2 separate regions of the Mus musculus genome follow, and region 1 is linked to region 2. Evidence: chromatin contacts called from ENCODE Hi-C data. All regions are on one chromosome and are shown on one strand. The core of a region is the stretch at or near the end of the contact, and the rest is flanking DNA. Distances in the headings are between cores, read along the strand shown. Region 1 holds the start of Gata4 (GATA binding protein 4). Region 2 holds the start of Dleu2 (deleted in lymphocytic leukemia, 2).

Region 1 (4,882 bases), core at 434-2,933, 1.6 Mb before region 2:
AAATAAAGCAAGGGCCACGCCATTCTCTGCATTCATCCGAGAGTCTCAGAGGAGATGTTGTGGGAGGGTTCCTTGATGCTCAGCGATGGCCTCTGAAATCCTCAGAATACCATCCCTAAAACTTTACCAGATCTCGAACCTGCAGGCCCTGATTCTGACTGGCATTGTTTAGGATTGGGGGGGGGGGCTGGAGAAGGGACCCTAATCATGGGGCCCCAGCTTCCGGGGCGCCCAAGGGCTCAAACTGGCGGCACCCGGGGCTACTTCGGTAAATCAAGCCAGAGTGCGGGCAGCTCAGCACCCCTGACGGGCCTCAGTTTTCTCTCCTCTAGAGCCGCTCTGGACCTCGGGCCCCTTCGGTTTGGAAAAGAGAATTCCCCCGGCGCAGCCGTGCTCAGTCCTTCCTCTGGGATTTTCCTGAGATCCCCACGGGTTGGCCAAAGTCCCACGGGTTTTCCCTTTCAATTGGCTCGGCGTCCCAGCCTGTTCCTAGCGCCTGGGTTGCTTTTGCACTGGCGGGGCAATAGCAATAGCAATCTGCAGTCAGTCCTCGAACTGCGGGAGCCGGTGCCATCCCGAGCCTTCTCGGGCTGCACAGGGTTCTTACCAGGTGGTATTCCAGCCCTCTCCTGACCCCTCTAATCTTGTATTGGAAACCGGTGCCGGGGAGAGAAATGAGGGCTTAAAAGAAGAAAAAAAAAAGTTTAGCCCAAAGCGCGAGAGCCACCAGAGAGCTGTTATCTGCAGCTGAAGGCTGTGGTAATCGATGGGTTATTTTTACGCGGTAATAGGGCCCTGTGATTGCTCTATTAACCTTTAGACCTGTCTGAGGGACTCTCCCCTCACAGCTCCACTGCGCCAGGGCCTACAGGCACTGACGCCGACTCCAAACTAAGGTCTGGCACCCTCCCTACCCCCACCCTAGGGAAGGAACTACAGTCCTTGAATGGGCTCTAAGGTTAGAGACCAGGCTCCCCACCCCCACTTCATCCTTTTGATTGGACCCCAGTCGGTGAGGGCTACAGGGAGTGATGAGAAGGGACGGGAGACCGCAGGAGTGGGAAGAAGTGTCGGCGGCGAGGGGTGCGCGTTTTGTATAAATACATAAACTCCTGGGCTGGTGGAGGTTCTCGGCGCCTTGCAGTCTCCACCGGCTCGTGGGAAGGAGAAAAGAGCGCTTGCGTCTCTAGGCACTGACCTTAAGGGCCAGTTCAGGTTTTAGTGCCTCCTGACCCTCTCCCGAGCTCACTTCAAGGGCCCCGTAGATCTGAGGCTAGCAAGGCATCCCGGGTGACCCAGTGCCCCACCGGCGACCATGAGCCCAGTGTGCGAGGTCACCTTCTCCTCTACCAGCCCCGCCCCTTGAACAGGGCGCTGGACGTGGACCACTGAGAGTAGGGAGGAAAGAGAAGGAGAATAAACACGATCCTTGGCAGAGCAGCAAACCGCAAGGACGTCGGGCTGCACTGAGGGCAGAACGGAGCGCCCGGCACTGAGTGCTTTCCTTCCCCGAGAGTTCCGCGCGCATGGACTTTGCCTGTTGGGGGAGCTTTGGGAAGAGTCCTGCGGGCGGGCGCCGGGCGGAGGTGCTGCCGGGTCCGGGCTCCCCCGCCCCCGCCCTTGCACGTGACTCCCTTAGGCCAGTCAGCGCAGGCGATCGCTACGCGGGGGCCCGGGGAACCGCGCCGGGAGCAGGGGACAAGCCGGAGGCCCGCAGAGTGGCCGCCCGAGGCTCAGCCGCAGTTGCAGCTCCGCGGACTCACGGAGATCGCGCCGGTTTTCTGGGAAACTGGAGCTGGCCAGGTAGGGTTCCCCGAGTCCCTGCTCTTTTCCGGGGCAGGAGAAACTCACAAGTCCGCCGCCCTAGTTTGCCTGGAATAGGGAGGTAGGTAGCTGGGAAAGGAGACGCCGGTCACTCCAGTGCCCCCAGATTGGCTAAAAACTGCTCCGCTTTTGACTTTGGCCTAGCGAGGACTATTAAATCAAGTGAGACTGATTAGCAGCAAAAACTGATGGGTGCTGGAGAGGTGCGTTTGGATTGTTTGGGAGGGAACATGAATCCTTTTAATCCGTCCTGTTTGCAGATTCTCCAACTCTGCCTTCCATCCCACTGGCCAGGGCCCGTGTAATCTCTCTGACCGACTGACCCTGGACAGGCCGCATAGCCCACACTTTGGGGTGCAGATAGGATAGTGTCTCCAGCCTGCCACGCAGGGAGTGCAGAGTGGCAGTGGCAGGCAGCCCTGGGACCTGGGGGAGGGCTGGAGGCCCTTGGAGATAGGCTCGGAAACTTGCGGATCTCTTCTGCTTTCTGTCCAACCTCCTCAAACTCCTCTAGGGCTCAGGAATTGTGTGTGTTATGCACTGCTGAATACTACCCACATACACCGCTTTCGGGGAGAAAGCGACCCAGGGCCAAAACCCCGGCGGAAATCAGGGATAGTCTTGGGTAGTCGGCTCAAGCTCCCCTGATTCACGTATTCTATCGCTTGGATGTGACCCGGGAGAGTTGGCAGTTGTTACTCTTGGGGAAGAGATGTCTGGGTGATGAACTTTCACCAGGTGGAAGGAAAGAGGGGCTTTTCGGTTGAAAGGAAGAGGATAGTGAGGGACCCGAGGCAGTAAAGGATCCGGGGAAATAAGGCCGCGCTGCTGGGAAGCACCTCGGGAATTTATTTCCTGTACCTTTGGAAAAGGAAGGCAGCCAGGAAGGACGCTTCGGACATTAGAAGAAAGAAAGGTTACCTGGGGAGATTACGGAGGGTTAGTGTATAAGTTGGTTAGTGACCATTCTCAGTGTGGCGGGGACCGGAGAGACCCGCGGGAGCCTAAAGGAAAGACCTGTAAAAAGACACATTCCAGCGCGGTGTATTTTCTGACTCTCAAAAACAGGTTCCAGAAAAGCTGTGGACTAAATCCTGAAAAGAGAAATAATTTTCTTTCTGTTGGGGAACTTGGGATGAACGTTGTAGGGTGATTTGAAAGAGAGAGAAAAGTCTAGGCCAGGCCGGACTAGACTTAAGTGAAAAGATGGAGGTTACTGGGCCCCAGATCATAGATAGGCAAGAATCCACCCAGGAGAATGGTTTCTGGCCTTTCCAGAAAAGAGGGATATCTTCTCCACCTTCTATTGTTCTAGAAATTCAACATCAGGTTAAAGCATCACTCATTTGAAACTTCAGAGAGCTTCTGCCCACAAGCCTGCGATCCCAAACGGATTTAGTGCTTGCAGTTTTTCAGGCTTGCACATTAACACCACACGTATACTGTAAGTTAGATTACAGAATTCTAAATCTCTTCTTTTAACTGCTGTTAGTCAAGAAAAGAAAACGTGTATTACCTTAAAAAAATAACTTCCTGAGTTGACATTATAGAAAGTGTAATTAATTAGGACAACTACTTGACTTAAAAATTGAATGGTGGATTTTTTTTTTAATCAATGTAAATCTGCATAGTTGCTTATCGGAGTCCAGAGATTTCCAGAAAGTTTAAAACTTTATGCCTTTCTTTTTAAAGGGAAAAGTTGGTGATCTTAGGTCAAGTTTCTTGTATCCATCCTCCAGCCAAATTTGCTAGGAGGAAATGTCCAACCACTAAGCCGACAGTTTATTGTATTGCTAGAAGGAAATATTCAACCACCAAGCTGGTAGTTTATTGCACATTTTGAAGAAGTAAATATAAAACAATTTATCAGTCACCGTGTGACCGCACACTTTGTCATGATTTCCTTGTTGCTAGAGATGATGCAAAGATGGGGGAAACATTAGTGCATATACTAAATGCCCAATTCCAGAATTTTACAGTAATAAAGATGATGATTTATCGTAAGTATAAATTACATCCCAGGTACTCTCTTGTGGTGTAACCTGGAGATCTGCATTCATGGCTGTTGAATCATGTGTGTGCCTAAGGCTTCTAAGATCTGGTCATGAATGTTTTGTGTGTATTGCATTATAATACAGCCATAATCCTCCAATGACTGTAAGACACCTATAATATTTGCACTTTACAGATGAGGGACTGAAGTGTCGAAAGTTATTTATTCAGGAAGGGGACAGGCCCCAGGGTTTGTATCTAGTTCATTTAATATTACTGCAGATGCATCACTGACTAAAATAGAAACCAATCAAAAGTAGCTGCCTCTTCTCAAGGGGAATTGCAAATACTCAAAGTCCTCCAGTGCCCCACTTCAAGTGTCCGTTGATCTTCAACAAGTTTCACCTATACTGCAGTCTTGTCTTCAGTGAAACAATGAATGTAGACACCTTTACTTAATAGAGGTTCAGAGAGGAAGGATTGGAATTAACAGGTGTGTTAGGAAAATAGAGGGACACCCCCCCCCACACACACACACACCATAGTCTCTGGTAATGACAAAACCCAGGATGCCAGGAAGGATGCTGTTAAGCATCAAGAATCAATTCTGGTTTGGGTGGATCTTCAGTTCCACAAGAAAAAGTCATGTAGGGAGCACTTCCCAGAGTTCTGTAAAGTGGCCTTTTTCAACCCGCCTGCTTTTCTGGTCCCCATATATAGTCTGCAAAGTGTTTAAAATGTAACTATTTGCAGAAACGTGTGACTTGTCTGATTTGACACCCACATGATGCACAGTACGATTAAGGAGTTTCACAATCCTTTTTATGGTTTCACCAACACTTGCTCATTTATAAACATTTAGATTCTACCTCTAGGCGTTCGGTTTTTGGTTTTTTTTTTTTTTCTCTTCTTCTTTGTTTGTTTGGCTTTTTTGTTTTTTAGATTACAAACAAAACTTTCACGGGTTGCTGGTTTTTTTTTTATAAAGTTTGTTATCACCTCCGCCCAAACTACAGTTCTTGTTTGGTCAAGAAAATGTTTGAAGAGAAGAGGGGAAACAATTAAA
Region 2 (4,763 bases), core at 170-2,669:
AAGAAAGAAAGAAAGAAAAGAAATAGAAATAGAGAGAGCGAAAGCAAGCGGGCCTAAATCTGGAAAGGTTTCTCAACTCTAGGCAAATCTATTTCCTCCCCCATCTGACTCTTGGAAAAGCTCTACCAGGTTTGGACCCACCCTTATACCTAACTTCCAAGCCCCTCACAGTAGGTAGGTGCCCGTGCTGAGGCGTGGTGGTGGTCCGAACTTGGGGCGGGGGAGTGGGATGGGGGGAGTTCTTCTAGACTGTTTACCCCTCTCCAGTTGCTGGGAAAGTCCGATGCGTTTCCTGTTCTCATCCGAGCTCAGCCTGTTTTCCTGAATCAGTGATCTGGTAGCTAACTTATTATGTTCTGATCCTGAAAAGTAAAACTGCGTTCTGAAATCAATTACTTAGGAAAGGGACTAGAAGCTACAGAAGTTAATCACGCTTAGACTAACCACTTAGTTTGCCTTAATTGTAAGGCCTTCCTTTGGTGTTTATCGCACTTTTTGTTTACACTGAGCCCTCCGCCTAGGCTTTAGGCCAGCAGGGCGCTCAGTTTCACTTCGGGGTTTGGAGGGGCCTATCACTTCGTCCTCGGGGTTTAAAGGCAACTTGTAATGGTTTGCCCCAATCACTCCTGTAACCAAAGAGTAAGTCCTCAAGAACCGCGTTCCCTTGTCAAGGAGTCGGATGCGCAAATGCCTGGGGCTTTAAGCAGCTGGGAAAGCGAGAAGGAAGCTAGCGTGAAGCTAGCTGCACCTGCGGATCCAGAGCGTCCGCCCCGCGCTTCCCGCGCCCAGCGCTTTTGCCTGGGAGCTGCTGCGAGCCACCCCCGCACCCCTCACGCCCGTTGGCCGGGGGAGCGAGGCCTAGCAAGCGGACGCCTGCGGGAGCCGCCGCACGTAGGGGGCACAGGGACTTGTCCAGGCCGTGGGCTCCAAAGCGAGGCCCAAACGCGCGCGCTCTCTGCAAGTAGGGCGGTGGCGCTCCCAGAGACGGAGGGAGGTAGAGACGCCCGAGCGAGCGAGCGAACGGCACGCTCGGGGCCACTCCGCGCGCAAGGCTCGGGTCCGGGAGAAATTCCCCCCCCCCACCCCCCGTCGAGTGGTCAGAGTGCGGGTCCCCAGGTCGTGCACACCACCCGGGCCGGCGACCCCAGCCAGGAGCAGGGGAGCGCCGCAGGGCGGAGGCCGCTGCCACGGAACCAGGCGGGCGGCGCACAGCCCCGGGGAGCTGGTTTTCCCGAGAGGGCACGTGACGGGGTTGGCAGCGCTCGGGCCCGGGCGGGGGGAGGGGGAAGTGGCGAGCAGGAGGCCCGGGGGCGGGCGGCTGGCGCGCTGTGTACTTAGGTCGTGTGCTGGGGCTTTTCTCTCCTGGGAGCGGGCCGAGGGGCGGGGGAGGGGCCACCGCTCCGCCTTCTTCTTTTCGCAATGTTGACGCAATCTATAAATAGTGGAACAAAAGGACCAACTTCCTCGGAGCTTTGCTGAAACTGCACAAAAAATCGAGCTGGGGGGTTCCCTGGTCCCCGATGTTGGGGCGGAGAGCGCGGCGCCGAGGGAGGGGGCGGCGCAGACCGGCCTAGGGGACACCTGGTCGAGCGCAGCCGCCGCTCCGCTCGAGCCCTGCGCTCCAGTGCCCCCACTGGCTGGAGAGCTCGCCCAGACCGGGGGTCTTCCTCCGTCGCTGACAGGTCAGTGCGCACCGCCCCTTTCGACTCTAGGCTGCTTTTCTCCCTCCTCCAGCCTCCACTTTTAGAAGGGAACCGGGGCGGGGGCGGGGGGCGGTAAGGAAATAGAACGAGGAGCAGCAGCGACAGAAGGAAAAAAAAAAAAAAAAAGCAAAGCTGTAACCCCGGCGTGCACGGAGCGAAGAGAGTGAGGGGCTCCAGGAGGAGATCTGCGCGTGGCCCCCACGGGAGACGGAGCTGGCAGAGCAGGCGGGCCGCAGGGTGAGAGGAGGGGGCTCCCCGGAGGCCGTGCGCGTCTCTCGGTCCCCTTTGAACGCAGACCTGCAGAGTCCGCCTGGTCCACGGTGGGAGGAATGAGTGGAGAATTGTCGCCGCCGCCACTGCACCCCCGAGGCCCACGCACCCTGAGCGCCTAAATTTGGGGACAGGGTGGGAGGGGGGCACCCTGCGCTCAGGGAGCAAGGACCTGAACTCAGGAGCCCGCTGCTTCGCCGTTGGGGAGGGCGGAGCTGGCGCTGTTGACAGCGGTGAGGGAGCAGGGAGGGCGAAAGTTGGGGAGAGGAGGCGGGAGAGGTGGGAGTCTAGTTGAAAAGGGGGGGGAGGGAGCGCGCGCGCGGGATTCTGAGGGGCGTGGATCACGTGATGGGCAACCACCCCCGCTACAGGCTGGCGGTAGGGTGACGTCACCACCCTGCCTGCAGGGGGTGGCACTTCCGTTTTCTCCCCCCCCCCACCCCCCCCAGGGCTGCTGCTCCCAAGCTTCTGCACCCTCCTGAGGGTGGGCAATAGTCTGAGGTCATCAGGTGCTTTGGCAACAACCGGGAGTTAGGCAATGAGGGCTAGGTCTGAAGCTCAAGCCGGGCCGCCCCTCGACGCGCCCCATTGTGTGAGCAGTGGGCGAGGGCGGTGCCGGGTGCCGGGCCCCCCGCGGCTCCCAGCTCCAAAAGGGCGGGGAGGACTCTGTTCCGTCAAGGCGGAGTCTGGCCACTAGCTGGTTCCTGAGTCCAGACTTCGAGATCCCAGCGACTAGGGTCTTACTCGCCTGACTAGCCCTCTGGGCGCCTGGTGGTTAGGAGCCAGTTCTATGGCTCTGGTCCGTGGCCCAGCTTGATGGGTGTGTGGTCAATCTGTCACCACTGGAGCGACTCAATTCCAGCAGTCCTTAAGAGCTATTTTGAGTAAACTCTGGGTTTTGGTGACTCAGCTCGGTGAGCGGCGCTATTTATAGGTAGATGAGTTAAGAGCGGGGAAATACGCTTCGATAGGATCGGTCCGCCCTATTATAGCAAAGATCTCTACTAAGAAGCAACAATTTAAAGTCTTAGGAAAGAAAAATACTTGGTTCTTAGAATCTGTGTTGTAAGGAGAAGACTTAGAACAGTGAAAGTGGAACATTTCCCGGAGTAAATGGAGAATTTGGGGACTGTCATGACCATTAACTGGCTTTTCGGTGTAGGTTACTGACTCTCCTAGACACCTGCAACATAGAATGCCCATATTAGAATGATAAAAGGGGAAACTAAATGCTGGCAAAGTCCCTGCACTATATTCTGTAACAGGAAGGGATGTGTGATATTTATCTAGTGTCAAAAGTCTGGTCTGGTGGGAATTTTATGTTTATCACCCAATTTCTTCCAAGAAAGTACAACAAAAACGTGTGCTTTTCTTCCCTAGTGTGTAAATGTGCCACTAGTACGTTATTGCTTGTTGGGGTGTTATGATTTTAATTTTCACATTCCCACATTCCTTCAGCCTCCACTTTAGAAATCCAAGAGGCATATGCTATGAGAAAGATTGTGAGGTTGTCTGTCGGGTGGGAAGAGTTGAGTGAGCTCTCCTAGCCGCTGTAGCTTTCCATAGGTAGTGTCACCTGGGGTGTCTCTTGAAAGAAAGATGGTGACTTCCTGAGTGGTTAGGTCAGCTAAGAATAAAAGTGTCCAAAAGACTACAGAGTACACACACTGGGGCCTGCAAGATAGATGTGCGTACTGGTACGGGTGCTGGGTGGGAGTTGAAAAGGGGTAAGAGGGAAGCTGGACAGATGGTCAGGGCCTTCATGATTCAGAATAACCATGCTGAGGAATTTGTATTTGTACCTGAATGGGCATTTTTATTTTTTTAGCCTTTTAGGATGAACAGATATGCTTTGAGGGGAAAAAAAAAGCAATGGGTGGTGGTTGGTTTTTTTTTTCCTCCTACAAGTAAACAGAAAATGTAGCACAGGATTTCAAAGGGTTTCTCTGCTTTGTGATGCCTCAGCTCAAAACCTGCAAGAAGGGAAAACCTCCAGAAGATGTCTGATAGATGTGACAATTGGTCACATAGGCCTTGTGAGGATCTGGGAGGCTTAGAGATGGGATGTAAAAGGATTGTGAGCTAAGATAGAACCTGCTAGAACCACCTGCCATGTACCCAAGAGAAGTCATTAGCTGTTTGAGGTCAAGGGATGCACAGTCTTGTCTTTGGGTGAGTAAGAAGGTGTGGACCTCGGGGTAAACACATTTTTTACACTATGGGGGAACCTTTCCCAGGGAGGTTGGTGTAAAGTCTGGATCTCTGAAGTCACTAAAATATAAGTGGTAGCTAAAGCCATGGGGGAGGCTAAGAGGACCGGGAGGCTGTCTAGTTAGCCAGAACTCCAAGGAACACTCACACTTAGTGCAAGTCTAGAGCAGGAGGAGGCTTTAAAGGACAAGGCTAAGTAAAGAAATAGTGTCCTTAGTGTATGGCTGTAGTCCTCCATGGCTCTAATCCTTGGTGCATGGCTATAGTTCTGTAGGCCATCCGTCCTGCTACCTGAAAATAAAGAGAAACCTGCTGCTTCCTTCATAAGACCAAAAAGAGCCAGGCATGATGCTTAGTGCCTGTAATCCACTCGGGAGGCTGAGGCAAGAGGACTACTGTGATCTCAAGACCAGCATGCAATACAGACTATGACTGTCTCAAAAACAATGGGACTGGAAAGACTTCCACTCTTAGTGGAAAAGAAAGCATAAGAGTTGCATGTACTTTTCCCATTTTCACAGTAAATGCTAAGTCAACAGTTACCAGGTAAATGATTGGCTTAATATATCTAGAGAACTA

What was found. A loop is a pair of places that touch in the nucleus more often than their neighbours do.
Region 1: a map of left cerebral cortex shows a loop between it and region 2 (8-fold over the local background). The contact joins the promoter of Gata4 here to the promoter of Dleu2 in region 2. A Hi-C loop is called at or near these places in 5 of 37 maps with a recorded cell type or tissue (ES-E14, T-helper 2 cell and left cerebral cortex).

The regions. Positions count from the first base shown.
Region 1 is chr14:63,242,072-63,246,953 of GRCm38, reverse strand. Gata4 (GATA binding protein 4) reads left to right here and starts at 1,683. Exons shown (of 7, transcript NM_008092.4): 1 at 1,683-1,803.
Region 2 is chr14:61,679,029-61,683,791 of GRCm38, reverse strand. Dleu2 (deleted in lymphocytic leukemia, 2) reads left to right here and starts at 1,419. Exons shown (of 7, transcript NR_028264.1): 1 at 1,419-1,682.